2 separate regions of the Mus musculus genome follow, and region 2 is linked to region 1. The links are chromatin loops, found by intact Hi-C in ENCODE. Cell type or tissue: gastrocnemius. All regions are shown on one strand. Links, peaks and the distances in the headings refer to the core of each region. The heading gives the core; the rest is flanking DNA. Region 1 holds the start of Snx11 (sorting nexin 11). Region 2 holds the start of Nfe2l1 (nuclear factor, erythroid derived 2,-like 1).

Evidence for each region. Hi-C counts contacts between places; a loop is a spot of excess contacts. Peaks named below come from ENCODE experiments on the same cell type or tissue, not always from the same donor. Only the 100,000 strongest peaks of a DNase experiment are listed, where the experiment ranks them.
Region 2: it touches region 1 in a loop (4-fold over the local background); 9 of 42 quality-filtered maps call a loop at or near these places.

What each region holds. Positions count from the first base shown.
Region 1 is chr11:96,769,367-96,784,867 of GRCm38, forward strand. It overlaps Snx11 (sorting nexin 11), which reads right to left and starts at 8,189. Exons shown (of 8, transcript NM_001163389.1): 1 at 8,089-8,189; 2 at 7,602-7,695; 3 at 5,075-5,129; 4 at 3,770-3,856; 5 at 3,416-3,516; 6 at 1,663-1,758; 7 at 1,273-1,485. The coding sequence starts at 5,116. In gastrocnemius, for the core only: CTCF peaks have their summits at 5,479 (motif pointing left), 6,928 and 8,337; a DNase peak (open chromatin) is centred at 8,316; H3K4me3 peaks cover 3,709 bases; H3K27ac peaks cover 4,264 bases.
Region 2 is chr11:96,823,064-96,838,564 of GRCm38, forward strand. Nfe2l1 (nuclear factor, erythroid derived 2,-like 1) reads right to left here and starts at 6,905. Exons shown (of 5, transcript NM_008686.3): 1 at 6,756-6,905; 2 at 4,135-5,160. The coding sequence starts at 4,644. In gastrocnemius, for the core only: a CTCF peak has its summit at 6,386; DNase peaks (open chromatin) are centred at 4,307, 6,556, 7,035 and 7,360; H3K4me3 peaks cover 4,844 bases; H3K27ac peaks cover 4,935 bases.

The sequences.
Region 1 (15,501 bases), core at 4,127-12,126:
TGAACAGATCCCATGCCCATTCATGGAAGTATTCAGCCATAGAAACGGATGAACTACGGAGACACGCTGGGGCCGACAGAGTGGCTCAGTGGGTGGAAGGCCCCCCGCTGCCAAGCCTGATGACTGACTTCAATCCCAGGACCCATGGCAGGAGAGGAGAGGTGACCAACAAGCTGTCCTCTGATCTCTACATATATGCCATGACCACACATGTGCAAACATACACACTCCATCAAAACAAATTAAAATGTGATTTTAAAAAATATTTAGCTGGGCGTGATGGCGCATGTAATCCTAGCACTCGGGAGGCAGAGGCAGGCGGATTTCTGAGTTCGAGGCCAGCCTGGTCTACAGAGTGAGTTCCAGGACAGCCAGAGCTATAAAGAGAAACCCTGTCTCAAAAAAAAAAACAACAAAACAATACAAAACAAAATATTTAAAGCAGCAGGCAGTGGTGGCACATACCTTGAATCTCAGCATTCAGGAGGCAGAGGCGGGCAGATCTCTAAGTTCAAGACTAGCCTAGTCTATAGAGTGAGTTCCAGGACAGCCAGGGTTACACAGAGAAACCTTGCCTCTAAAAAAACAAAAAATGAAAAGCATTATTCTGAATACACAAAACCACCTGCCATATGACTGTGTTTGAAACGTCCAGAACAGGCAGATCCAGACAGAAAGTGCACTATGGTTACTAGGGGCAACAAGAGCTGCTGCTCACTGATGTACCATTGCTTCATCTAGAATAGGAGCATGGTCTAAGAGCTGAAGACGGGGCTTGGAGGTAGAACACATAAACACAAGTGAAGCCCCAGGCTGCATTCCCACCCATAACCATAATAATTAATTCATTTTTAAAAAGATCCTGCTATGGTGGTGTACACCTTTAATCCCAGCACTCAGCAGACAGGCAGAGCTCTGTCAGTTTGAGGCCAGCCCGGTCTACCCAGCAAGTAGCCTACATAGTGAGTAGGTCTATACAGCTGGGGCTACACAATGAGAGCCTGCCAAGGAAGGACAGGAAGAAAGGGAGGGAAGAAGGGAGGGAGAGAAGGAGGGAGGGAGGGGAAAATGTTCTAAAATTGACAATTTAGACACCTACATCTCTGAGCTCAAGTCTTCCCCTTCTTTCTGAGTCTCAACAGAACCTCTAGCTTCCCATTCAAGAAAGAGAACCAGGCCTTTCCAAGGGTCCCAACACCGTGACATTTCTTTCCCCCACATGCGGGCATCCCAGTGGGTGTCACGTGCCACTGGGTGCCTAGCAGCCCCTACCTGTTGAGCTGGTCTCCTTTAGCCAAGTGGGAGGTGCTCTGCCTCTCCTCCTGGGCCCAGCCACAGTTGGACATAGCATAGGAAAGAATGGCATCGGACACCGTCATGGCGCCCCGGCCCTGGACACAGGCTTCAATCTCGGGCACCGAGAGCTGGCTTTGGAGGAAGAGATGCAACTGACTGTCTGACAGAAGAACCACGCTCTGTAGGACCCTGCGGCAACAGAGAGTACACCACAGGATGGCAAGTGAGGCAGCAGCCTCCCCTCCCCCTCCCCCGTCCCCATCCCAGCTGAGCTTTGGCTTCACCCTGCTCTGGAGATGGAAGGGCGCAAGTAAAAATCTGTGGCCTCGCTTCCACAATGGTGGGCTGTCCTAAATGTCCACTCACTTTTCAAGGAAATGCTGGAGACCTTGACGTCGCTTCTCAATGAACTCATCGGAGCCGCCAAAGAAAGTGGACTTCCCAGGAAGCTCCGGAACAGGCCTGTGGAATCATAATGTAACGAACACCCAAGGTAAATGAAACAGCACCCAACCCCGCCCAAAAGAATCCCTGAGAAAGAGGGCCAGTAAACATAGCTGTCTTTTGGTAAAGGGGCCTGACAGAGCCAATACTGACTGATGGCATGCTCGATGGCAGGCACTTTGCAGTAAATGTCCACAAACATGGCATGAAATCCTCCTCAAAACCCCATGAGAAAGCTCTAGTGTCCTCCTTTTAGAAAACCAGAAAGGGGACATGAAACTCCAGTGTCACATAACAAAGCTAGCACCCAAACCCATGCAGCTACGGCTCTCCACCTAGTAGGCCCACTGCTACGGCTCTCCACCTAGTAGGCCCACTTCCAGCATTACTTGCTTTTTTAGTTCTTTTTTATTGGAGGTTGGGGGAGACCTTAGTATCTTACATTTTATTTATGTGTACACGCTTGCTTAGTGTTGGGTGCACCATGTAGTATTCACAGAAGCCAGAAGAGAACCAGATCTCCCAGAACTGTAATCACGGGCAGTTGTGAGCAAACCGATGTGGGGCTGGCCAAACCCAGGGCTTCTGCAAGAGCAGCAAGTGCTCCTAACTACAGAGCCATCTCTCCAGCCCCCTCGGGGACTTTCTGACACATGCCCCGACATGCTATCGCCCTGGCTGGCCTAGAACTTCCAGTAACCCTGTCTCTGCTTCCTAGATGGGAGGATTTCAGGCCTGCTCCATTCCACCTGCTCTCCTGATTCTGTGCTCTGCACTGGTATGGGGGAGCACTGGTGTGGGGGAGCACTGGTGTGAGGGAGCATTGGTGTGGGGGAGCACTGGTGTGGGGGAGCGTGTGCATACACATAGTGTGGGAGCCCAGTGTTGATACACAGTGTCTTTCCCCAATCACCCTCACTTCATCTGCTGAAAGTAAGTCTCTCACCGAACCCAGAACCCATCCGTTAGCCGCCTAGCTGCCTATCAAGCCACTAGGATTCCCTGTCTCTGTCTCTCTCTCAGCACTGGGATCACGGGCTTTCTACGTGGGTGCTAAGGATCTGATCTCAGCTCGTGCTTTACAGCAACCCTTTGACGGACATCCACGTCCCCAGCATCAGCTCCACACAGTGAGCTGCAGATGCTGGGTCCGTTCCTATGAATTAGAACTACTCCAAGTCAGACACACTGCCACGTGCTATCATCTCAGCTACTCTGTGGGCTCGGGCGAGAATCTGGGGCATTTGAGGCCAGGCTGGAGCTAAATACACCAGCTCTATCTCAGAAAACAAAGCTAAACTAAACTAAACCAAAAGAGTACTCCAGCCCCAGAGTTTTCTAAAACTGAGATGAGCTGTGGCAGGATACTGTTAAACATTCTCAACTTCTGTTATAAAGCACACAGAACTGTTTTTTTTTTCACTTTAATTGCTTTGTGGGAGGAGGGGAGTATGTATGTATTCACTTTTCCCCCCGTTTATACAGTTTTGCTAGGTCACGTGGCATGAACGGAGGGAGACTTGCTGGTTTCCTTTCACTGACATAACCACCTGAGTGCGAGCATTTCTCAAGCTCCTCAGCCTGCCACGCTCTAAGTTCTTCTCCCTCGTAACCCTAGCTCCCCTGTGATCCCCCAGATCCATTCAGACCTGAGAAGGCCCGAGAGCAAACTCACACCAAGCCGGCGTTCCTCTGCAGCTGCTTCCTCAGCCACACAAACTCACGGTAGCGCCGCCGCACACAGGACGTCTTGGCGGTAAAAGCCTTGCTGTTCGTCTAGGGGAGAAATCCGGAAAAGCCTTAGTCCCTCATGAGTTCACCACCGCCACCCTAAGGGGACGGATTATCAGGCTACTGGGTCCCAGACCAAGATGCCACCAGGCACCTGGAAGCCATTCTGTGTCCCCTCAAGCTAGTCCTCTCCCCACTCTTTCTTGTAAATCTTCTGTCGGGAACACCCACAAACCATTTTTGACCTCAGCACAGCCCACAGCCCTGCAGCTGACACCATCACTAAAGCTTGACTCACATGGAGGAATATCTTATAGTCCACGTAAGAATTCCAGGAGCCTTCATTCTGCACCCTGGGGTCCTGAACTCGAACTGTGATCACCTCCTGCAGATTAGAAAACAAACAAACAAACAAAAGCCCCTTCAACTTCAGTTCAGCTCAGCCCCACAGAGAGAATGGTGTTTGGTTTTGGCTTTGGAGTCCTGCTGGCAGGAGCTCACTAGGTAGACTAACTGCCTTCACTGTGTGGCAGTTCTCGCCCGTCTGCCTCCTCAGTGTTGAGATCAATGAAGCAACACACCCAGCTTGCAAGGCAGCTCTGACCACACAGCAGTACCCAGAGTTCCTTAGTACCAACTTTCAGTCATTTCGCCATTCATTCAACAAGCATTTCCTGATCACGGGCGCATGTCAGGCTCTGTGCTAAGAGAGAACATGATCAAGAAATGAAATTCCCTCTTCTCCGGAATAGTACAGTGTAGGCCTTGGAAGGCTAAGGCAGGAGAATCAAAAGTTCAAGGCCTTACCTGAGGAACTTGGTGAGACTCAATCAACCAACCAATCAATCAATCAATCAATCAATCAACAATCAGCTATGGACAATGGCTCCCCACTGTGATCCCAACACTCAGGAAGAGGCAGGAGGATTGCCATCAAGTTGAGGGTCAGCTGGGTCCACATGGCAAGTTCTAGGCCAAACAGGACTATATAGTGAGACTCTCTCAATAAATAAATAAAGATAAAAGAGAGCTAGGAATATAAATACATGGCTCAATGCCAGAGCTGAGCACTTGCAAGGCCCTGAGATTAATGTGCATGGGGAAAAGGTAGACAGATAAGGACAAAGCATTATGATATATATATAATATATGTTTTATATATATTATATGTATATATAAATATATTATATATATGGACATATGTGTATATGTATGAAAATCTCCTAATGAGCCCCATTTCTTGGGTGACAACCAAAACCTTCATTTAAACAAAGCTTATATTCTAGTACATTCCAACCAGTGGAAGAGTTAGTCAAACTGGAGGCTCCCTTCTCCGCACATACACTTGCTACTGTTTTCCTTCTCCTAGCTTTAATGTGAGCCCGTGAGAAACACCAAGAGTATTAATGGGGAGAAAGCACTGCTGTGTAGCCTTGACTGTCCTGGAACTCACTCTGTAGACCAGGCTGGTCTTGAACTCAGAAATCCTCCTGCCTCTGCCTCCCGAGTGCTGGGATTAAAGGCGTGCACCACCACTGCCTGGTCTGTGTCCCCTCCTCTTAAGTGGCCCTCCGACTCTGACCCACCCGGAGACCCTGCTTACCTCCAGGTCTTGGTTCTCCAACATCCTATACCACAAGCCCATGGGAAGGGCACATCTGAGGTGGGGGAGCAGAGACGTGGGAAGAAGCAGTTAGCACATCCTCACCAGGTTCTCTCAGAGCAAAACCCCAAAGCTTTTAATAGATGTCCCGTGGGGAAACCCAGGTAGGTAACTTTCCCCCAACCCCAATTATGTGTAAAACCTGAAAGAGGAAGGGGGAACCCCACATTAGTTAGCCGCAAGCTAAAAACCCTGGGGAATTTGCCTCCTAGGGGCATAAGGAGAGTGTGTTGTGGCCAGAGAGGCAGGTGGGTTTCACTGTAAAACTTTTGCCCAAGAACTGTGGCTTAACAATCTTGTGGAACAGAGCCTTGAAAAGGAGCCTACCAGCACCCCCTCCTGGTTATTTAGAGACAACCAAGTCCTTACAAATACCAATCTCTCTTCGTCTTGCTAACCAAAGTCACCTCCATACAGGTGGGTGCTCCTAGGGGTGAAGAGGCCAGCTACAGTTTACCACCTTCCCTGACCAGCTAGCTCTCCAGACCTGGAGCCAACCACTACAATCAGTTGCGATCCTGCCATGCCATCCGGTTTGTACCTCTGCCCAAGCACCCCACAGCTTCTCAGGTCAACTCAGGATGCATTCCGCTCCTTTGTAAAGATTCATTAAAGCCTAAGCCACTCATTTCCCCCAGTGTGGTAGTTTATGCGTACAGCGACATCGCCCACTCCAACACGGGGACCATGAAGGCTGGAACACAGGGTTACTGGATTCCAAAGGGGCCCATGATGTCACCTTCTGTTAAAATACAGCACTAATCTTGTTACTCCTAGAGCCGCTCCAACTGCAGCCACCCTGGCTGCCGCCTCCACCCCCTTCCTCTCTCTTAAGAGCAGAACAATAAGGTTTAATTTCCCTTTCCAATTTACCTTGAAATGAAAACTGACTCCAGCCAATATGTACTGCCAACAAATGATGCGGGCTGGCTCCTGGGAAAACAAGGCTCTCTCTAAGCTCTCCCTCTCTCCTCCTCCCATGCCCATCCGCACACCCACTCGTTTTTTACAGTCCCACAATTAATTTTAAACACATTCTCTTATTAGTTCTGCCTTACCATTAGCAGAGTGCATAATGAGCTTCCGTCTATTTTATGTTTTGCTAACATAGGGCTAATGTTTCAAAGGAAGGGAAACTCGTTTACGGCATGAAATTAGCAAAGCAAACAGCTTTTGCAATTCTTCCCAATATCCCAGAAGGTCTCTCTACAGACAGACATGGCATGCGGGGACAAAGCTGCATGGCAGATAACAAAACAGAGCTGAACTGTGGAGCAAACCCGAGGTTTTGTGATTTCAACACCATAATAAACAGCATTCTTGCTGACAGTCTGATTTTTTTCATCCGCAGCAGTCACCACCTCCAAGAGGCCCTAGACTGAAAGGCAGGAAATCTCAATTCCCCAATAACCCAGTCCGACAGTCCAGACGGGTACAGACAAAGATCTGTGACCAAAACCAACAGGCTTTCTGTGAATATTAATTAGCCTGCTGGGATTTCCCCCTCTCTTCTCCTCTTAGGCGCTTGCTAAACTGCCAACGGAAGAACAGAAAGTTAAATATTCTTAAGTGGTTTTGTTGTTGTTGTTGTTGTTTGGTTTGGTTTGTGTTTGTAGTACAACAGAAAAGATGACAAGAAAGAAAGGCATCTATCCACTTAGGGGAGATCACACCACTCTGCCTGGAAAAGTCTGTGAAACTCAAGACTCTAGTTCAGTAACTGTTCATCAGACGTTTGGTATAAAGAGTTTGCTAGGGGCCTGCAGCACCCCCATGTGGAAGTTTTTCTCCTTTGTTTTGGAGCTAATGTCATAGAGAAACAAATAAACTGTCTTTTAAGACATTCCAAGTCTCCTGGGTCTCTGTAGGCTCAAGGCTAAGCGTAAAAGGCACTAAGAAGGTTCTGGTGGTCAATTTCCCCTAAGACACTGAGACTGCAAAAAGCAGACTCCGTTTCCAACAACCACTGCTCTTCATCACTGTCCTTCCCAACGACACCACTCTCAGTCGTTATTCCTGGAGAAACAGCAAGTTCTTAACTTCACCTCCATGACCCGTCCAAAGAGGTGGATCTGTGCATCCATTAAGGAAGGGCAGAGTCAAGTAACCTCGAAAGGTGAGGAAACTTACTCCATGCTAACTACATTCCCGGGGCCTTTTCCATCCCATCTGAAGCGCTCACTGCTTCCCTCGGCAGTACCAGCACCCATAGTCCCGGGAAAGAGCCAAGGGGTTTGGTGTGTACAAAGTTTGACGCATTGTAAAGCTCACAGCTGCTAATTCAGGGGAGCAATTCAAAGCTTTCTCATTTTCTCCGCCTCTTAAAACTACTTCAAGGGACACGTAAAAAACACATCAGGCTGTAAAAAAGATTGCACCAAGGAGTCTCCCGCCCCTCCTTACTCGTTCTTGAGCCTTTGGTGTCAACAGACAGCAATTCTAAAACCTCGCCTTCCTAAATACCCACAGGTGTTCGAGGAAGCTCTTCCGCCTGACAGAAAACCTGTCCCGTCCATCAAGCAGCTGTTCTCATTTTTCAGTCGGTAACCCACTCCTTTCACCTGCAAGTAACAAAGGAAGAGCATAGTTTCCAGTATCTGCGAAAAATATCTGCCATTCCCTTCCACTGCCGGCCACTTGGGTAGACATCCCTAATTCTGACTCCGGCCACTCCTTTCCATTCTTTAGCAAACTCAGATGGAAACCAGCCCAACGGTCCTTCTCTTTTCCCGGCTAAATCGGGACGGAAAGACGATTTTCAAGGTATATTGAAAAGCCAGGCTTCCTTTCTTCTTGGGTCCCAGCAAGCCCTCACTTTCATACCAGGCAGTAAGGCAGCCCCCTCCCTAGTGTGTCAACCGAGGCCATCACTCAAATGCCACCACCACGGCTCAAGCCAGCATCCCATTCCCAAGCAGCACCTACGAGCCGCGGCCACGCCCACGCCCCCTCACCTGAGAGCAGCAGCAGCAGCTCTCCACAGCGACACCACCAGCACCGCACCATATAGTCCGATACCGGCTTCTCCTTCCGGGTGAGTCGCCGGTGCCCCGGTGCACGACGGGAGGCGGCTCCCGACGGGCCAATCCTGAGTGTCCCGGACGCCCCACCCCTGAAGACCAGGGCTCTCAGTGGCGATCGCTGGTCAGAGGAGGCTCTCCATCCCGCCCAGGCCTAAGCTGAAATCCGCATCTTTCCGGAAATCGCTAGGGGGCGCGGGAGGCGGAGCGCAAAGACCGAGACCCCGCAAAGTCCACTCCGGTGCCGTGTCCCGCCCACCGCCATTAGGCGGGCCAATCAGCGCTCAGGGAACGTGTTTGAAGGCCGACGAAAGCATCTTAGGAGCCTAAACGTCTTCAGGGTGTTAAAGAGCAGTAAGTGTGGGAGGTTTCTCGCGTTCCTGAAGCCTTACTAAGATCTAAGATCTCGAAAGTCTGGGTTTGAACCTCAGAGGTTGCAGTTCCCCATCTAAACTGTCAAGGGCACTGCCAGTTTGATTTGGAAAACCCACAGATTATCCCAACAGCAGACGAGAAAGTTGACAACAGTTGTCAAGCCCAAAGAAGGATCATACAGTTAGTAAGCAAGAAAAAGCCGGTGAAAATGCTTACTATAGAAATATCTAAAGTCCGGGCTGGAGAGACGGCTCAGGGGGTAAGAGCACCCGACTGCTCTTCGGAAGGTCCTGAGTTCAAATCCCAGCAACCACGTGGTGGCTCACAACCATCTGTAATGAGATCTGATGCCCTGTTCTGGAGTGTCTGAGGACAGCTACAGTGTACTTACATGTAATAAATAAATACATCTTTTTTAAAAAGACAAAAAAAAATATCTTAAAGTCCTCTTAAGCCAATGGAAGTGGCTCACGCCCAGAATCCTAACACTTGGCCATTAAAGACATATAGTGAGCTCTAGGATACGGAGTAAGGCTGTTGGAAAACACAAACGAAAAGCCTCCTTGATCTGTTAAAAAGTTAATTTTAGGGCTGGTGAGATGGCTCAGTTGGTAAGAGCACCCGACTGCTCTTCCAAAGGTCTGAAGTTCAAATCCCAGCAACCACATGGTGGCTCACAACCATCTGTAATGAGATCTGACTCCCTCTTCTGGAGTGTTTGAAGACAGCTACAGTGTACTTACATATAATAAAAATAAATAAGTCTTTAAAAAAAAAGTTAATTTTACCTCTGTAACCCCAGCACTTGGAAGTAGAGGCAGGAACTGAAGGCCAACGCCAACTATATAGTGAGTTTCAGGCTAGCTTGGGCTACCTAAGACCCTGCCTCAAAAACAGCAAGACAGGAGTTGGCAAAATGGCTTCAGAAGATGAGTTCAGGACCCCCAAATTCACACAGTTCACACATTCCTGCAACTCCCACTTCAATGGATCCGAGGCATACACACATCAAAAATAAATATTTTTATTTTTTGTAGCTGTTTTGCCTATAAATAGGTTGTGTACCATGTGTCTACCTGAAACCCTACGAGGCCAGATGAGGGCCTTAGATCTCCTGGCACTGGAGTTAGAAGTAGTTGGAACCATTGTGTGGGTGTTGGGAACTGAACCCTGCACCTATACAAGAACAGAAAGTACTCTCAACCTCAAAGTCATTTCTCTAATCCTAACTCCCCTTAAAAACAGATGGGCTCTTATAAAAGTGTGGGTCAGATGAAAACCCAGTACTACACTGACTTGAACTGCTCCTAAATGTTTGTAGAGCCAGTGCAAAACACAATGGTAGTTACCAATCCAGGTGGATATTATTTATGTAATTCAAAACAGAATTTCTCAGGCCTTTGGTCTCAGGATCCTTTTACACAAACTTTTAAAATCATAGGGACATTTAATAGCTTTTGCTAATGTAGAAATCACTGACTTAGAAATAAAAATTGAGAGATTGAGGCAGGAGAGCCAGCACATCAGGTAAGAGCACTTGTTCTTGCAGGGGACCTGGGTTCAGTTCCCAGAACCCACATGATGGCACTCATCCAGCATTCTGACACCCTTATGGGCCCTACACTCATGAGGGGCACTTAACATACAACAAGACACTCATAGGCATAAAACTAGACACTACAGAGAAGCAAATAGATACAGTTAAAGAATTACAAAATAGGGGCTGGAGAGATGGTTCAGCAGGTAAGAGCACTGACTGAAGAGCACTGAAGTTCAAATCCCAGCAACCACATGATGGCTCACAAACCACCTGTAATGAGACCTGACACCCTCTTTTGGTGTGACTGAAGTCAGCTACAGTGTATTTATGTATAATAATAAATAAATCTTTTTAAAAAAAAAGAATTACAAAATAAAAATGAAAATAATAAAGGACTGCCTATTAACATTTTATAATCTATATTTTCAAAGACAAAAAAAGCAAGAACAGTTCTGTGTTACGAATTTGTAAGTCTTTAGTATTTGGCTTAGAAGGAGACAGCTGGATTCTTATTTGCTCTTTCATTTCTCTTTCATGCTCTTGTTTTGGTAGATGAAGAATAACAAATGTTATTGGGGGGGGTTGGCTTTCTCCAGCAACTGGGAATATTCCTTTGCTATAACAAAACATATCAAATAGTGCTCCCCCTCTCTGTCTCTGTCTCTGCTTTCATTTTGAGATGAAGTCTCATTATCCAACCTGGGTGGCCCAGAACTAACTATGTAGACCAAGATTACCTCCATTGGAAAATACACAATCCTGGTTCTACAGGTGCACCATCACGCTCAGCTGACAAATGCTGATTTCTTTGTAAAGGTGTGTGTGTGCACCAGAGAGTGTGCGTGTGCGTGTGTGTGCGCGCACTCGTGATCGAGCACAGGTGTGTATGTACTACTTGTGTGTGCAGGTACCTATGGAGGACAGAAGGGAATTTTTGAGGGATTGATAGGTCGCTATGTATTGTAATGCTAAATTCTATACCGGAAAGTCGAGACCTACAATGACTAGGTGAGTTAAACAAGCTTTTGTTGTGCAAACTTTGTTCCTTGATTTCAAACTATTGGTTAAATGAAATTAGCTACAGCCAATTACTGGAGGGATTAGAGGTAGGTGGGATTTGAGATACCAGGTTAGGAGGGATGAAAGAGAATGGAGAGAGGAGGAGGAGGAAGCCGCCATGAGGGGAGATGGGACATGAGCACATAGCCAGGAGAAACAGCAAATGTCTGGGGTACACCACTAGGGAGGCAGCCAGACCAGCAGTTACAAGAGTAGATTAGCCCCTCCCCCCATTATTGTAATAAAATAACCATAGCCCAAGTCCCATTTATTTGTAAACTAGTTGGGGATATGCTTAAAGTGGCTGTACTACAGAGGATGCCAGGTCCCTGGAGCTGGAGTTACTCATGCAAATGCAGATACTGGGGACCAAACCCTGATCCTCTGCAAGAGCACACGCGCTTTTTTTTTTTTAAAAGATTTATTGTTATATTATTGTTATATTTAAGTATGTTGTAGCTGTCTTCAGACACATCAGAAGAGGGCGTCAGATTTCATTATGGATGGTTGTGAGCCACCATGTGGTTGCTGGAATTTGAACTCGGGCCTTCCGAAGAGCAGTCAGTGCTCTTAACTACTGAACCATCTCTCCAGCCTCCACAGCACAGGCTCTTAAACACTGAGTTAGACTGCAAGCTCCCACCAAGTGTTGATTCTTTAAAAGTTGGATGCAGCCAGGCGTGGTGGCGCACGCCTTTAATCCCAGCACTCGGGAGGCAGAGGCAGGAGGCCAGCCTGGTCTACAAAGTGAATTCCAGGATAGCCAGGGCTATACAGAGAAACCCTGTCTTGAAAAACAAACAAGAAAAAGTTGGATGCAAAACAAAATCTGAAACTGTATCCAAAATATGAGCTCAAAAGTCAGACGTGGTTGTGATCACACTTGCAGTTCCAGGACTTCTCCAGAAGCTGCACCACGAAGAGTGCCTCACCTTTGAAGCCATGGATGGACTACACAGTGAGTTCTCGAACAGCCTGACTACAGTGTGATAGCCTGTCTGCTTCCCATGTTGATGCATTTCATTATTTTATGTACATGAGTGCTCTGTCTGCATGTACACTTACAGGCCAGAAGAGGGCATCAGATCCTATTACAGATGGTTGTGAGCCACAGTGTGATTGATGGGAATTGAACTCAGGACCTCTGGAACAGCAGCCAGTGCTCTTAACCTCTGAGCCATCTCTCCAGCCCCGAATTTAAAATAATCAAGTAAGGGGCTTGTGAGATAGCTCATTTGCCAAGTGCATTTACCACTAAGCCTGGTGACCTGAGTTCACATGGTGAAGGAGAGAACTAATTCCCACAAGTTGTCCTCTTGACTTCACAGGTACACACATGGGGTAGGGAGAGAATACATTTACACACACATATCCTATATGTGTGTGTTATCATATGTATATGTGTGTGAATATATATATATATATATATATACCCACATACATACATACATACATACATTAAAGTCCCCTGAGGTCAGAAGAGAGTGTTGGACTTAGGGCTGGAATTACAGCTTATTGCTTATTGTGAGCCACCCAACACAAGCACTGTAAACCAAACTCAGGTCCTTTGCAAGAGCAACAAATGTTCTTAACCACTGAGACATCTCTCCAATTTCATAAAATAAAATAAAATAAAATAAAATAAAATAAAAACCTTTTTAATCATGTTAATATCATCACTGATCTCAGAGGAACTTGTCAGACTCACTATGGTAGACACCACATTTCCAAAGGTAAATTTTTGCTTGAAAGGAAACACTTCTATTATCCTTACATGGCCAACTCTGTGCTCAAATACTCATTAAGTGTCTCTTTTTCCTTCTTTATTTGGGGGGGGGGGGGCCTAGGCTTTTACTACACAGCCCAGGTTCCCCTGAATTTCATAATTCTCCTGCCTCAGCTTTCTAAATGCTGACAGTATATGTATGTGCTGTCCTGCCTAGAAAATTTTAACTGTTAATGTTAGGGCCAATCTTTATACAAAACATGCTAGGAAATAACAACCACAGTTCTAAGCAACTGGAACAATTCACACTCAAAAATACTCAAAACATATTGAGCATCAGTACCCTGCTGCAGAGATTTCATGCGGGTCCCAGGCAGAATGCAGACATGCTAAAAATACCTCCTGACTTTGTGTATAAAATATATTTAAGGGCTGGAGAGATGGCCTAGTGGTTAAAAGCACTGGCTGCTCTTCCAGAGGACTAGGGTTCAATTTCCCAACATTGAAGCTCACAACTGTAACTCCATTGGTCTATTTTTTCTTTCTACTTTCTTGGGTTCTATTATCTACCACCCTTCCAACCCTTACTCCACCCTAATCCCTTCCAACCCCCAACACTAGGTAGGAGAGAAAAAACGGTGAGAGGGGAAAGGAGGTGTAGCCCTCTTAGATTACTTCCTACTGATTAGAGGCCTTGGCTTCCTTGGGGCAAGTCCAATCTTTATCATCAGGAGATCTCCAACTTCTTATATGAGCACACTGTAGCTGTCTTCAGACACACCAGAAGAGGGCATCAGATCCCATTACAGATGTTTGTGAGACACCATGTGGTTGCTGGGAATTGAACTCAGGACCTCTGGAAGAGCAGTCAGTGCTCTCAACTGCTGAGCCATCTCTCTGGCCCTAAATAATTCTTAAGGAAGAAAGGAAGAAAAGAAAGAAAGAAAGAAAGAAAGAAAGAAAGAAAGAAAGAAAGAAAGAAAGAAAGGAAGGAAGAAACCAAAATTCTCAGTAAAAATCCACTTCCAGGGGACTTGACAAAGCACCAATGTACATTTTAAAAAGAAAAAAGAAAAAAAAAAGCTAGACCTACTGACACATGCCTATAATCCCAGAACTGGAAGGCTAATCATGAGTTCTGAGGTAAAAAAGAACCCACAACTTAAAAAGAGGGAAAGGAAGGAAGGAAGGAAGGGAGGGAGGGAGGGAGGGAGGGAGGGAGGAGAGGGGAGGAAGAAGAAAGAGAGAGAGAGAGAGAGAGAGAGAGAGAGAGAAAGGAAGGAAGAAAGAAACCAGAAAGTCAAAGTCAGAGGGAAGAAGGATGAGGTTTAAAAGTACATATTTTAATCAAACTCTCAGGAAATCAATGTGAAAGTCACACAAACCAGAGGAGAGAGAAGAAATGTCTCTTAAAAGCATTACGTTTTATAAGAGAGCACATGTTAACCCCAAAATGAATAAATCTCTAACAACTGAATTTCAGGTAACTGTCCAAGCTGGGCCTGGTGGCTCAAAGCCTAGTGATGCCAATTCTTTAGAGGATGAGACTGTAGGATCAGGAACTCAAGAGATTATTGAATGGAAAAAACAAATAAAGAAAAAGGAAAAGGACACGGCTAGGTGTGGTGGAGTAGAAAGTAGCTGAAAGGGAGAAAACTGTCAGAGGCAGAGACATCCAGGACAGTCAGAGTGAACATACCCCTGAGCCATGGAAAGGGGGTGCTTGGGGGCCTGGGGAAGCATAGCTAGACCAAGAGGCCAGGACAGTAAAGGATAGAAAAGACCCAGTAACCAAGACAGTTAGATTATATAGGAGGGAAGAGCAACTAGAGGAAAGACAGCCCAGCCCCTGGCCTAGAGAGGTTTAGAGTAGTAAGTGGAGCGCACCAGCCAGGAGGCCCTGTAACAGATAGGGTCTGAGGGGTGTGGGGAGAACATGGTGGTCAGTGTCTGCTTTTATGCTTAGTAGATATCTCAGCCATTAGCCCTGGGTTTGGGACCTAACAGCTCACTAAGTCTGAAGCTAGCCCAGGCTACACTAAGGCTGAAGCTAGCCCAGGGTAGAAACTAAAGCCTGTCTCAAAACTAGAAGACCCTACACACAGGAGGCAAAGGCAGACACATGTCTGTGAGTTCTGGGCCAGCCTGGTCTACATAGTGACTGAGCCTGCCATCCCTGAACTTGTTGCTCCCCAGTCACATGGCTGCCCCCAGTTGGGTTTTTCTAGGGCAGCAGGTCCAGTCGGAGGCCAGGTTCAACCCCATGAAGATTGCCTAGGCAGCTGCAGACTCAAAGCACTTCTATCTGCAGGATGCTCAGCATGACCCTCGGCCAAGTGCAGTGTCACCGACCACGAATCCCTCAGACCCCAGAAAGTCTGCTCCACGTTTTAGTCACATGTCTTGAGACTTCCCAAACCACTTTTCAAGAACCAGTGAATATTCAAGAGGACTGATCGGAAGGCTGAACAGAGGCTTCTCTAGAAAATATTCATATGTACAACATATAGTGTACAATCTTCTACTTGTCATGGATTTCTGCTTCACAAGGTTTAACTATTTTATATACACTGGCTTACAGTAAAACAGCATACAGGAAGGAAGGAAGGGAGGGAGGGAGGGAGGGAGGAAGGAAGGAAGGAAGGAA
Region 2 (15,501 bases), core at 3,166-11,165, 53 kb after region 1:
ACCCTTGCTTAGGCCAATCTCTCGCTACCCCCTTACACCAGCGCTAGCTACCTCACCCCTCCCACACCACACCCCAGCACTCACCAGCTCCCCATCAGTCAACCCACTCAAGGACATAACTCTCATCACTGCTGAGCTGACTGCAACCTTGGACGTTAAAATGCCTCCTTCCACTTTGTTCTGTGGCTCCTAGACAGTTCCTGCACCAACTGCCACCCCCACTGACATCAGCACAGAACCCCAATAGAGCCATTTCAACTTCCTATATATACCCCTCCCTTTAGGAGTCTTCTCAGCAAACCTGAAGGGACCCTTAAGTGTTGCCTTCCTTCCAAAAATTTAAAAGCACACACTTTCCACTGAAAAGTATCTTTAAACCAACCCCACCACTCTACCCCAAAGCAGGGACTACCACCTACCCCATCCTAAGACACCCCCTCCCCGCCAGACCTCCCACATGTTCCTCTCCCTTGAGTCTCCCACCATACACCAACCTGAACAGAAGCCCTGGACCCAGGAGCAGAGGGGGGCTGGGCCACCCGGTGACCAGCCAGCCAAGAGTTAAGGGGCCTGTCTTTGGCATGGCCCCCACCACTGTGAGAGCTGCGGTCCAGGCGGGTCATGGTCTGCGAGAGGAGCCCCAGAGCAGCCGGTGCCGGTAAGCCGGACAGGGGGCTGCAAGGAGCTCGTGGCTTGCAGGAAGCACACCAGGCTGGAAGGGTGGCCCCTTGGTAGCTCCGAGGGGCCCGAGGAAGGTGCCCCGCCCGTGCTGCTGCCTGGGCGGCCCAGCCCAGCCCCCTTCCTCCATCCTGGAGCAGCCCCCTCCCACCTCACAACCCCAGTTCCACTCAGGCGCCCAGCAGCCCCCACCCTGAGCTCACCGCAGAAGCTGCAGTGAGTCGGGACTCCCACCCCATGCTCCGCGCTCACGCTGCAGAGGAAAGCAACTCCCTCCTGAGCCTATCCTCCCGCTCCTCCCTCTCCCCCTCCCCACGCCCCCCAAACTTGTTACCTAGGCTGCCGCAAGGAGCCAATCCCCTCCCCCTCCCACCCCGCAGGTCACTGCTGAGGCTGCAGAGAACCAATCCCCTCCCCCAGGTCAGCAGCTGGGGCTGCGGAAAGAGCCAATCCCCTCCCACTGTCGTTACCTAGGCTGCGCCGCGAGCCAATCTCCTCCCCCAAGTCTCCGCTGGAGATGCGGAAGGAGCCAATCCCCTCCCACCGCCTGTTACCTAGCTGCAGAAGGGAGCCAATCTCTGCACCAGGGCAGCTGGAGAAGCTGCCGCAAGGAACCGGCCCATCCCTGGGCCGCCTCCGTCTCCTTGAGGAGATGCACCCAGGGGCGGGCAGCCCCACCCAGCCCAGTCAGTCAGCTGGGGTGGTGCAGTGAGAGTCCTGGGGGAAGGGGTGCCACTTTCCTCCCTCCTGTCGCATCTTGCTCTGCCAGCCCACTCCTGTGACTGGGCAGACACTCCTCCAGAAGCTTCCCTGAGAAACTCAATTCTTTGCTGGGAAGTGGAAGGAGTTTCCCATTCCTTAAGAAGACGATGGCTAGTCCTCAAGGCTAGGGATCACAAGCCAGGCTGGGCAGGAACCCAGGGCAACCCAAGCCAAAAAAAAAAAAAGCCCAGGAGCTTTGTCACCCTACAACAAGCCAGACTGGAGGAAAGGGAAAAGCCATTATTACATACACACGGCATGTTAGTGCAGGCCAGGCCTATCCCCTATCAAAAACAAAAAACAAAACAAAACAAAAAAAAAACCAGAAAGTGGAGAGACAATCCTGAAGCCAGCACTAGGGAGACAGGTGCTGAGCACCGTCCTGGCCGCAGATATGCCAGTTACCCACTTCCATTTTAGCTTTTTAAAGAACTTGGGGGAGGGGCTGGGGGGTCAGGAGGAGAAAAGGAGAGCATTTGGTGCCCAACCCGGGCTAGCACCTCTCCTAGCAGGCCGGCCAGGAGGTGCGAGTGGGGGAAACCCGACAGAATTGGAATTTAAAAATCCCACTTCTGCCTTCCTGGATTGCTTTCTCAGGGGAAATAGAAATTTCTCCTCACTACTACTCCCCCAGAGCCTAAGGTCAGGCCAGAGAGACAGTGTGTTCTCCCTTGGTTACAGCCTGCTTCTAACCCAGGAAGAGCTGTAAACAGGCCACCCCTTGCTCTGGGCAGGGTGCCAACCTGGAGGGGAATCCTATCCCTGACATGGGCCTAAGCTATGGCTGCCCATGGAACAGGCCTGGCAGCAGGGAGCACTACCACCCCAGGGATAATACCGGCTCCAGCAGTGCCTGTCACATGCTCTGGACCTGGGTATTTTTATCCCTGAGTTGCTGAGGAAATGTTGTTCTAGGCACATCATAATCCTCCCTTCCCTCCTCCCCAGCCTGGGTCCCTCAGGCATGACCCACCCAGCTTCCCAGAGGGAGTGGAGTGGTAGGGCCTGGGTCAGAGAAAACACACCTTCTTTACGGCCATGAGAAGGAAGGCAGATACCAAGTTCCATCCTATTCTGCTCCAACACACCCAGTTACATCCAAAAATTTCTATATTCCCCAAAAAGCTCCCTGAAGGACAGTATCAGTGCTGACCCTGTAGGGTTCTCAGGAGAAGACCTACCCATGCCACTTGGGGGCAGGAACAGGATTCTTCAGATCTCAGGACTTCAGAAGTCCATTTAAATCACAGAGTGAGGAGAAGCAGAAAAAAGGTGAGATGCCAAGCGACACTACAAGAATCTAATACAAAGCCAGACAGCAGAACATGCCTCATGATAATCCCAGCATTTAGGGAGAGGCAAAGGTAGTAGGGCAAGAGAAGTTCTGCAAGTTCAAGGCTACCCTTACCTACATAAAGCAAGATTCAGGCCAGCCAGACCATCTCAAAAATAACACAATTTTAAAGAGAGATAGATATAAGACCAAAATCTCTGATAGGCAAAAAATGCTCCGGACCTCCATGGTCAGACAATCCCAGCCTCTCGCACACAGATCCAGGATAGCTAGCTGATCTGAGTGAGCGGCTTTCCCAATCACAATGACCAACAATTCAGGGTGAGATAAACTGTTTAAGACAACACTGCTGGTCTTGCCTATCAGGTGTACCAGTAGCATCCTTCCCCACAGCTGTGACAAAGATCACCCCTAGATGAGGACCACGGATCGAATATAAGCATCCTCTCTACCAGTCACTAATGATCAAGACAACTGAGATAATGAGTAGACCTAATGCAGGAAGGGAGACAAACGTGGTCTGAGATGGTGGGCAGAGAGAACCAAGCTCTGCAGCAGCTCTATCCTCCACACTAACCAGGCCAGTGCAGAGAGCAGTGGGTCTTTTGGGGGCTCCTAGGGCTAGTAGCAGATCAGACCTGTTTCACCACTTAGGTAGTCAGACAGGGCAGCAGTAGCTATTTGCATCACTAAAGAAAAGGAACTGCATCCTTCTCTGTACCCACAGGTTTGCCAGCCCTGGGCCAGGAGCTAAAGATCACCTCTTAAGCTCAGATCAAGCTGAGCTGAGCACAGTACAGTTCTCTTCTAGCTTCCAGCCTTTCCTGCTCTACTCCCTGCAGCAGGCCTTTAGCAAAGAATGGGAGCTTTGGCCTCTGCTGGCCAAAAATAACTACCAAAGTCTACCCCTTGGCTCAGGCCCAGGAGCTAAAGGGAGTTTACAACAACAAGCCTGACCTGTAGAACTTTAGGATACAGTAGTAGGATACAGTGTTTTAGGGTGGGGGCGGGGGCGGGGCTAACAAGTCAAGAGAGGCCACACAGTATTTCTTAGCAACAATGTGCACTCAAAGCCTATCATAACATAACCCTGTCCCCAGCTAAGGCCTCTAGCAGTCATACCAAAATCTAAGCAGTAAAAACCCTGGTATGTTCTAGGAACCACCCCACCCTGACAGTACCCTCAGAGGTGGGTCAATGGATCAAAACAAAAATTTTCCCAGCTCCCAACCCTGAAGTCAGACAATTTAGGCCATTCCTACCCAAACAGGTCCACAGGTCCAAACCCAACCCCAACCTATTTGGTTCTTCAGAGGACTCAGTGCAGAGCCAACAACCCTTCAGAACCAGCCCATTCCTCCCCCTTGTCCAGGCCCGCCCACCGCCATAGGGCCACTAACCTCTTTGGTTAAGTCTCCACTGACAGGAGGGGCTACAGCCCCCAGGTCCTCCAAATCTTCACCGAATCCCTGCTCCGTTTCGCTTTCTCTCACCCCGTTGTCTGGGCCTGTCACATCTTGGAGGCCACTGGAACTCTCGAGGGCGAGGCCTGAGTTGGGCTGGCTGCCAGAGACAGACCCCTCCGGGTCTCGGTGGACCAGCCAAGCATTGACCTCAGTGGTAGGCACCTGGAACCTATCCAGGGCCCTCACCTGACTAAGGAGCCGCCGGGCAGTGAAGTAATTGTCCAGGTCTATGCTCTTGGGGTGGATCCCATAGCCATCCAAGGTATTCCTCAGGTTGTGGAACTGGGTCTGGGTATAGGCAGAGCTGGGCCCCAGGATGATCTCCCGGAGAGGGGGGAGCTGTGAGGTCAGGTAAGTATCCACGTCCACCCGAACCCCAATCAGACTCAGCAGGATGGTGAACTGGAGAAGTCCTTCCGTTAAATATTTCTTCAGAGAAAGCATTGCTGAAGGACCAGAATATTTATGCTTTTTTGTTTTTAAATCTTCCACAAGACAAATCAAGGCCACTGCTCTGCCACTTCAGCCAGCAGGCTACCCTCCTCAGTGCCAGACCCTGGACCCCACCCTGGCACAACACAAGGGCTGAGCTCCCTGACGGCCCCAGACGACAGCACACCCCGTGGAGCGAAAGCCACATTCACTTTTCCCTTTTTGACACCTCACCTCGCAAAGTTGAGCCGTTCGATCGTTCCTAACACAGTCCAGGCGCTCAGGGCCCTCAACTTACTTCACCACAGCCCATACACAGTCACTTTCGGATTCACATTAGTTGTCCTCTATGGAGATCCACTGCAGGCTGCTCACACCAACAGCTGATGGAGTCTTTCTTTCCTCCTTTTTTTTTTCCCCCCCTTCTCCTTCCTAAGGTTTATTTTCTTTGGCTGGAGCTACAGGTCTTTGTCTTGGGTCAGAGTGTCCCGCCTCCTCTGCACTTACCAGGGGGGTTTCCAGAGAACCCTGAAATGGGAATCACAGAACAACAAGATAAGATTCCACACTCTTCACTTCATGGTCAGGGTAAGAAGCTCGGGCAGAGAGTAGGAAACACGTGTAAAGGTTACTTTTACACGGAAAAGCCAAGCCAAACCTGCTGTGCCAACTATGAAAGGAAAAGGAAGGAAAGAAGCACCCTAAATACTAAATATTAAATCTGCCACACTTCCTAAAAGGTCTTATTTGAAGCAGACTGTGCGTGCAAGGCATTCAAAACTTTCTTACACTTTGTCTCATTTACCAACACTCTTAATAGAACACATTACCCAGTTTCTAATTTTAGCACAAGAAGTCCATTTCCTATCCTTAAAAAAATTTGGTTTCCCATGTCATTGTCCTTTCCAACTCTAAAGAGAAGACAGAGATTATTACTGAGAGACTGTGAAAAAATACATGAAAATGTTCAGGCCTCCATTTCATATGCCTTTTTGTTATTCCAACTTTTGAAATCTCATTTCCCCTTTCCTATCATTCTTTCATTCGTTAATTAATTAATTTATTTTTTTAAATAAAAGACCAGCCTAATAGCACAGGCCACTCAGAACGTTGAAACGTTAAGATCAGGGGTTTAAGACCAGCCTGGTTTCAATAGTAAAATAAAAGAATGTCCAGGACAAGGATACAGATCACGGGTGCCTGGTTAGAGGCCCTAGGTCCAATCCCCAGTATGGCAAAATAAAAGAACAGGGTAGGGTACAGGAGGACAGTGGAAGATTGTGGAGCCGTGCTCCACCTGGAATTTGAATTCACAGGTTTTAGCTTTATTCACATGACCTTCTGAGCCAAAGCAGAAGGATATGGCCAAGTTCTCGATCTCACTTGCCAAGTGGGGAGAAGGTAAATTTGCCTTCCCATTTCTGATTTCTACTTTTGAGCTTCCATTAAATTCCTAAACTCCTCTACTGTGGCCCACTATCAACTTCGCTCTAAAGGTGAAGTGGGAGCGACACGTAGGAGACACACACACCCACGAATACCCTCATTCGGTTGAGTAAACATCCCTGCTTTTGAAACCCGCCCGTCCTCGCGCAATTTACTACTAAAACTTCCCAAGAGCCACTTAAAGTTTGAGAGAGCAGACAAAGTTCTTCAAAGCCCACAAGGCCAAAGAGAGAGCGCTCCGGCCCCAGTCCGGTCCCACCCTGCCGTACCCGAGTCTGGATGAGACCAAGCTGCCATGCCCACTCTCGCCGACGCGCCTCCAAGCTTTCTGGGACACGGAGCGACAAGTGCTACTTTGCTGGCCTTGACCCACCCTTAAAAGCGAGCCTCACCCCGCCCTCCGTTCCCCAGGCCCCACCCCGCTCGCGAGCCCAGCCTCACCACGCCCTCCCATGCCCTCGGCCCTTCTCAGTCCAGCCCACCCAGGAACACGCTTTCTGGTCGGCCCCGCGTTTCTTTCCGGCCGTGTCCAGGGCCCGAGCCCGATCAAGACCCCTCTCGGCCTCCCGGGTCCCGCCTCCTGCTCCTCAACCACATCTCGCCGCCCCTTATCCCACAAGCTTTCGGCCCTGTTGCACCGCGGCTATCTCGTTGGGGAAGGGAATTAGAGCAGGTACCCGCTGCTGAGGTCACAGTCTGTCGCTGCCGCCACAGCAGGCCCTCAGCCCAAGTCCCGGCCTCGCCACCGCCGCCGTCGCCGCCACCTCCGGCCGGCCTGGAGCGCCCAGCCTCGGCTTCCCTCCCCGCCCCCTCCTTCCACTGCACTCGGAAACCCGCCCGCCACGGCCACCCCAGAAACAGTTGGTCCAATCAGATAGCCGGGACTAGAGTCGTCACCGGATGTCACTTTGATTGACAGCAAAGAAAACCCAATAGTCGAGTTTGTGTCTGCCCACTCGGCACAGTCCTCCCGAGACTGACGTGGAGAGAAGTCCAATGAGTGTGCAGGCCCGCCCCCCGGTATGGACCCACCAATGAGTGAGGCGAAGGCCCTAGTGTCCGGCATTCTGAACCTCTCCGCTGCGGGTTGGAGGTGGGCGGTGTTGTAAGTTAGGTGATTCTAGCTCATTGTGTGCCTAGGAATGCGGTCCTTTAAGGCAGATAATGGAGCATTGACGCCGGAGCCCGAGATTCCGTCCTTGAGGGTCCCCACGGTGACTTGTAAAAGTCCAGTGAGATCCGAGGGGGGGGCCGAGGCGGAGTACGGAGCATGTGGCTCTGATGGTCGCGACGTTCGTGTCGCCATCTTGAGTCCTGGCAACGGAAACCGGTACCCCCTGTCTGCCTTAGAGCCTGGTGTAACCTGTTCGTCAGGCAGGAAGGGTGGCATCTTGTAGCCCAGGCAACAGTCAGGTCGTGGAAACTGCGGGGCAGACGAGGGCCTTAGAGAAATGTTGGTAGTGTGATAGATAGGACATAGTAACTCGTTTTTGCCATCAAAGAAACACCGGGAAGAGCCCCTCCCCTTCCTCTAACCTCGCACACAGCTTAGTTTTTGCTTTTCAGGAACGTTCCATCGTTGCCAGAGTTCCCCATACAACTATAGTACCAAAACATTTTTTGTGACTCAAATATAAGTGTGCTCTCAACATCATTTATTAGATTCCAAATTACAAAGCCTTTGTGAGATTCTTGTTCAGTGACCCTGTGGTAGGGGCCTGATAACGTTCCCTATAAGTAATTCTGATACAGCTGGTCCGAAGACCACATGTAGGAAATCATTGTATTGAAGTTTGTACTGTGTAGCTGTGGGACAGAGGTGAGATGCCAACTGAGTTCTTGTCTCCTTTTAAGAGGCCATAATCTAGTTGACAGTTCATTATTCGCTGTCCTTGTGCAATTAAGGACAAGGCCAACTGATAATGCAGCAGATAAGTTCACTTCACGCTGTGCTAGGAGAGTTAGCACCAATATGGAGGGGTTCTCAGAATGTAAAGTACGTTTCACAGATATAATATGCACCAAGAATTCAACTGATTCTTACAAAAATTATTAAGCTACCACATACCTTTTTAAATGGAAACAAATTATTTTGAGCTAGTTAACACTTTCAAAGACTGTTTTTACTTCATCGTTTTTTAGTGTGTCCCAATAAATTACTAGAATACAAAATTTATGAAAACTAGACATTTGTGTATTAATTGTTGGGTCTTCAAAACAACAGGCATAGTGTCCCATGCCTTTAATCCTGGCACTCTTGGAATCTTTGTGAACTCAAGGGCATTCTCATGTACGAAGAGTTCAAGATCAGCCAGGGCTACAAGTGTTGGGTTTCAGAGGGGTTATTTTACTTTACAAAGTAGACCTGGCCTCCAGGTCCTCCCAGCATTCCTCAGTCCTTACCTGGCATACTCACCCTCTACACAGACTCCCCACAGGCTCTTCCCTGTACAATCCAGACATTTAGTTCTCTTGGCCCCTCCCTTCTCTTTTCTCTCCCTCTGCACTTGTTTCTCTTTCTCTTCTCCCCTCCCCTCTGTCTCCCTCCCCCTGACCTTGTGGCTCCGGACCAGTGAACTCACCTGCCTGGAAGCAGTTTCCCAATAAACCTGCTTACATATACCCTGATCTGGCTTGAGTTGGCTCGTTTCACCGCTGGAGAAATAATTAATCATCCAGAACAGGCAGAGCTACATAGAAAGTTCCAGAACAGCCAGGGCCACATGCATGCCCTTGCTCATAAACAAAACAAGCAAACAAAAAGTACACGGAAGCATGGAACCTAGATGTTAACTACAAAAAAGAAAAAAAAGAAAGAAAGAAAACGTGATAGAGTACTTACCCAGCGTGCAAGGGGCACTGGGTTTAATCTGCTGCAATAAACAAAAGGTTCTAGCAATAGAAAAGCAGGTAGGGGCTGGTGAGATGGCTCAGTGGGTAAGAGTACCCGACTGCTCTTCCTTTTTTTTTTTTTTTTTTTTTAATATTTATTTATTTATTATATGTAAGTACACTGTAGCTGTCTTCAGACACTCCAGAAGGGGGAGTCAGATCTCATTACAGATGGTTGTGAGCCACCATGTGGTTGCTGGGACTTGAACTCAGGACCTTAGGAAGAGCAGTTGGTGCTCTTAACAGCTGAGCCATCTCACCAGCCCCCCCGACTGCTCTTCCAAAGGTCCAGTGTTCAAGTCCCAGCAACCACATGGTGGCTCACAACCATCCGTAACGAGATCTGACTCCCTCTTCTGGTGTGTCTGAAGACAGCTACAGTGTACTTACATATAATAATAAATAAATCTAAAAAAAAAAAAGAAAAGAAAAGAAAAGCAGGTAGACCCCATGATTCAAAGCTCCTGCAAAAAATAGAAGCATTTTCAGAGTACAGTAGGTTGTTTTGTTTTCTCAGTTTCTCCCTCTATAGCCCCAGGCTGCCCTGGAATTTAGGGCAAGCCTCCTGCTTCTGCCTCCCCGGTTCTGCCTGTATTACAGGTGTGCTTCACCACCCTCAGCTACAGTGCATTCACAGCGCAGTCAGGGCCCCAATGGGCTTAGAGGCATACACAAAAGTAGAAGCAGACAAACAGAAAAGTTAAAAAAAAAAAAAATCAAGTCACTCAGTTCCCCTTCTTAAAAGGGAGGGCCAATTATGACAAGCTCTTAAAATTACCATAGTGTTTTTTGGTTTTTTGGTTTGGTTTGGTTTGTTGAGACAGGGTTTCTCTGTGTAGCCCTGGCTGTCCCGGTACTCACTCTGTAGACCAGGCTGGCTTCCCCCTCCATTTTATATCTAATCTGTTTAGTTAGTCTCTTACTAGCAGTTGTTAAGTGTCCTGTTCCAGACCCCTAAAATGTGCTCCAATCATAACTAATCAAATGGGGGCAGTTCTCAGTTAAGAGTTATTGCTCTTCACTGTCACTTGCAGTGTTGGAATGAGGTGCTTCCCCTATACCCACACTATACCCACATAGGTCCGGGCATTTGAGTACTTGGTCCCTAGTAGAAGTCTATTTGGAGAAGCCTAGAAGGTGTGGCCTTTCTGGAGGAATTACATCACTGGGGCAGGGCTTTGAGGTTTCAGAAGACTTTCCATTTCAAACTCAAGTGGTCTGTTTGCTGTTTGCTGTTAGAGATGTGAGCCCTCAGTTCTTCAGTTTCTCAGATCTAGTTGCCTTATGTGCCTGGTAGCACACTTCCCTGCTGAGATGGTAATAGACGTCTGGAGCTGTAAGCCCCAAATCCTTCTAAGTTACCTTGGCCATGGCGGAAATATCACAGCAATAAGAAAGGTGGTTAATACACTCATCTCTCTGACATATTGAGACAGATCCCAGAGGCTGGCTTGTTAGGGCTGCCAGAGCTCAAACTTTTGTCCCAAAATAAAACCAAGAACTAGGGCTGGTGAGATGGCTCAGTGGGTAAGAGCACCCGAATGCTCTTCAGAAAGTCCGAAGTTCAAATCCTAGCAACCATATGGTGGCTCACAACCATCCATAACGAGATCTGACACCCTCTTCTGGAGTGTCTGAAGACACCTACAGTGTACTTACATATAATAAATAAATCTTAAAAAAAAAAAAAACAAACCAAGAACTAATTTCCACACTTAGAAAGAGGAAAACAAGAAAGCAGACCATTTAGCCACTAAGTTATTGAGACCACGAAATAAACATTGCTATAAGTGAAAAAAAAGGATGAAGACACAGTTTACAAAAGGTCCACATGTGTGTCCCTTGCAGGCTGCATCCCATCGCTGCATCCCATCATGACCCCTCCTGACCCCTCACCCCCTGTCCTATGCAGCAAGCTCAAGGTTCTTCACCCAGAGGTGGGACGCATCTCCCTCTGCTTGAGGTGGTCCTTTCTCTGATCCTAACCTCCACTGAAGACTGGGACCATCCAAACCATTGGTAGTCTCCAAACAAGGAAGCGGTGTGCCAGGATGAGAGAAGGGAGGTTCCCACCGGGTGATCTGCACAGAGCTTCAGCAGCTAATCCTGGTGGTAGTGATACAGTTTGAGAAGATAGCTATGCCGGTCTCCCTAGAGACCAGCACTATAACTCCTGCAAGCTGATACTCAGCACCAAAGTCCTTCCCAGCCAGAATGAGCCCCTCATCCACATCTTTGCCAAGAAACTAGTCATTTGGTGTCTCAGAAGGTTGTAAACAGAGTACCTTTTTTAGTCATGACCATGAAGGGCAAAAGTATGGAGAGCTGAGACCTGAAGGGGGAGTCCCATTGTGCCAGGTGTGGGGACCTGGAGTCAGAGGCTCAGTGAGACCAAGTTGAAACACAGCCACTTGGCAGGATCTTTTGTTTGTTAAATTTTTGGGGCAGGGTTTCTCTGTGTAGCTCTGGCTGTCCTGGAACTCACTTTGTAGACCAGTCTGGCCTCAAACTCAGAAATCCGCCTGCCTCTGCCTCCCGAGTGCTGGGATAAAAGGCGTGCGCCACCATGCCGGGCTCAGGCTGGCCTTGAACTCACAGATTCACCTGCCTCTGCCTCCTTAGTGCAGGAGCAGAAACTTTCTCTGGCTTTAGCTCTTGAAGCAAGAAACCATATAAACGTCTCAGGCACTCTCCTTCTGTGTGGCTGCTGTATCTTGGTGGTTGGCAGAACCAGCAGGTTAAGTTTTGGGTGTTGGCAATGGTTCTTGTGGGTTCCAAGAGGTGCACCAACTCTATTCAAGAATTTGGATGTAAAAAAAAAATTTGGATGTATTTTAAAATCATAGAAGTGAACAGTGTCTAACTGAGTTTCAGTATTGTGGTACCAGGGATTGAACTCAGGGCCTTCCACATGCTAGGCAACTACCAATGAGCTATATCCTTAGCCTTCTTTCTCCTTATTTTGAGACATGGTCTCATTAAGTTGGCCAGACTGCCCTTGAACTCATTCTGCAGCCAATGCAAATCTTAAATTTGCAATCCTCCTGGCTCAGCCTCTCAAGCAGCATTACCAGGCTTGATACTTAAATACGAGATCCTTTTTGTTTGTTTTTTTTGTTTGGTTTGGTTTGGTTTGGTTTGGTTTGGTTTGGTTTGGTTTGGTTTGGTTTTTCGAGACTGGGTTTCTTTGTGTAGCCCTGGCTGTCCTGGAACTCACTCTGTAGACCAGGCTGGCCTCGAACTCAGAAATCTGCCTGCCTCTGCCTCCCGAGTGCTGGGATTAAAGGCATGCGCCACCACACCCCGCTTTGTTTCTTTGGCTTCTTCAAAACATTTTTATTATGTTTATTTGTGTGTGCTCGCACGCTCACACACACACACACGGGGGAGAAGGTTTCAGATGTGGGTTCGTGGGTTTTCTCCTTCTACCCTGTGGGTCCCAGGAATGAAAGCAACTCAGGTCCTCAGGCCTGACAGCCAGTGTCTTTACCTGCTAAGCCACATTGCGGGCCGTAATTTATTTTATTTATTTATTTACCAACAAGATCTTGACATGTATCCTGGGCTAGCTTGGAACAATCAAATCAGCAACTCCCCTATTTCAGCCCTGAATGTAGGTTTTGCTACCTTGCTCAAACTTCTGGAGAGCAGATGACCCTTTCACTTCAGCCCAATAGCTGCCACCACTTTCTTCATTATTGGCTCGCTTCCTATTTTGTTTCTATTTATTTTGAGGCAGGATCTCTCTGTGCATCCCTGGTGAGCCTGGAGCTCATTATGCAGCGTACTCATGGACATCCACGTGCCTCTACCCCTGTCTTACACGCGTTCACGCGACCGGCCAGGAAGAACGCAACAAACCGGAATCTTCTGCGGCAAAACTTTATTGCTTACATCTTCAGGAGCAAGAGTGCAAGAGAGCAAGAGCGAGGGCAAGAGCGCAAGAGCGCAAGAGCTTTATTGCTTACATCTTCAGGAGCAAGAAGCAAGAGCCAGAGCAAGAGAGAGCAAGAGTGCAAGAGCCAGAGCAAGAGAGAGAACAAGAACAAGAAAGCAAGAGAAGAGAGAGAAAACAAGAGAAAGAGTGGCAAAACCCCGTCCCTTTTAAGGAGAATTATCCTCCGCCTGGGACGTATTACTCCCTGATTGGCTGCAGCCCATCGGCTCAGTTGTCATCACGGGAAAGGCAGAACACATGGCGGGAAAACTGCCCCTGCACGTGTGCAGATTATGTTTACCACTTAGAACACAGCTGTCAGCGCCATCTTATAATGGCAAATGTGAGGGCGGCTCCCCACACCCCTGGGTTCTATGAAACCACAGCTGGCCCTGTTTGGTCACTTTCACTAATTCCTAAGTATCATACATAAAATAGCAGTGACTATCTTCCTCCTTCCCATCCCTCTAGGGTCCCAGCTGACAGGGGGAATGGCAGGTGCTGAGAAGAGAGGCTCTCGTTAGAGAAGAGTAAGAAAGTTGTGGGGAGAACTTCTGGATTTTCCTACACTGTCCTGATCGTTTTCTTTTAGAACCTGTGATGGTTTGTATATGCTCGGCCCAGGGAGTCGCACTATTAGAAGGTGTGGCCCCTGTTGGAGTGGGTGTGGCCTGTTGGAGTAGGTGTGTCACTGTGGGTGTGGGCTTTAAGACCCTCATCCTAGTTGTCTAGAAGCTATTCTTCCACTAGCAGCCTTCAGATGAAGATGTAGAACTCTCAGCTCTGCCTGCACCATGCCAGCCTGGATGCTGCCATGTTCCTGTCTTGATGATAATGGTGGACTGAACCTCTGAACCTGTAAGCCAGCCCCAATTTAATATTGTCCTTATCATGTTGCCTTCGTCATGGTGTCTGTCCACAGCAGTAAAACCCTGACTAAGACACAACCCAACTTCAGGTATACTGCATAAATTGTATGATAATTATTTGTATGTATGAGAGAGACAGAGAAAGATCAGAAAACTGGTTTGTGGAGTTAGGTGATGTCAGCTATGGCTGCAGCACGCTGGGGACATAACTTAATGACACATTACATGCAGAAGGTCCTAGATTTGATTCCCAGCACTAACCCAAAAAAGGAGAGAGTATTTTGAAGTGGTTTGCTTCATAGTAGCAAGGAAAGGGGGGAGCCCCCCAAATTTGCTGTGATTTGCAGATGCAGACAACCTCAATCCTAACAGCAGGCAACTTAGGCCTGGCAGAGTGCAAATCTTGGAGTTATTTAATATTCAGTAGTTGGGAGCACAGACCAAAAGCCAGTCTCCACTCTCTGTCTCGAGTTCCAGGTCAAGTCTGAGCAGGTGCAGTAGCTCCTTCCTGGAACCTGCTGATTAACCTTGTAAAATCCAGGGCGCGTTCCTCACCAAGGAAAGCACCGTCCTCCCTCCCTCTCTTGCCTGGGACAGCTGTTAATAGGACAATTACCCAAGAAGCAAAAGAAAGATCCCATGCCGATGTGTCATCAGTCCCGGTATATCCACTAAATCAGACTGAGAAGTGAGAGCTTGGCCTTGCTCCCTAAGGGAGGGGTTGACAGCCACCACCAGGCCTCGCTGGGCAACTGCAGGCTGTTGAGCAGTGGGGAGCCCGAGTGAGAGACGGCTGAAATGCACAGGGATTTGGGGTCACAAAAGAGGCATCCAAGGGGCCATGGAAATGGCTTATATTTGATCTTGAGTTTGGTCCCTGGGACTGACAAGGGGGAAGTAGAAAACTGACTCCACAGGGTTGTCCTCTGACATCCACAGGGATGCTGTGACCTGTGTATGCAACTACAGGCATACACACACACAAAATAAATAAAAATTGAAAAAGGGCCAGCTAACTCTAAGCATAACTCACCTGTCTACTCCTCCTGGGGATGCGTGTTTGATTCTGCCACCTCTCCAATAGGACAAGCTGCTTCTGCAGGCACCTCTGCCCTCTCTAGTCAGGCCTGAAGGATGAGTGAGGTCAGTCAGGAAGCCCTCAGAGAAAGGGCTGTGAGGAGAGAGTGCCTGGAGCATGCTTTGTTCTCAAGTACTGCCTCTCTAGGTATGTATTATCCTCCTTTCTTCAAACATGTCTGAACGGCTGGGTATAGCAGGGCATGCCCACGGGGGCGGACCCCAACTTTTGGAGACAGAAACCAGCAGATGTTTATGAGTGCCAAGCCAGTTAGGACTACCTGCTGAGACCTTGTCTCAAAACAAAACAAAATTGTTTAGTGTGATGTGGTGATGTTGCCTGTAATCCCAGGAGGATGAAGCCAGAGAACTGAGAGGCAAGGCCAGGTTACCTGGAGAGACTCTGCATTAAAAAAAAAAAAAAAAAAAAAGTCAGAACTCAGTTATGTTCTATGAGTATGTTTTTGTTTTAATCCCTGGTGTGGGGTTGTCCACAGCAACTGACTATGATGCATCTCGTGCTCTGGCAGGGGCGTGAGTCTGCCAGCTGAAGTTAGTTTACTTTAGAATTCTGGGGGCTCTTTAGAGGGTATAAAAATCCTAGAGCCCTGAGAGGAGGTGGCACCTGTTGCTCTCCCTGCTGCTGTG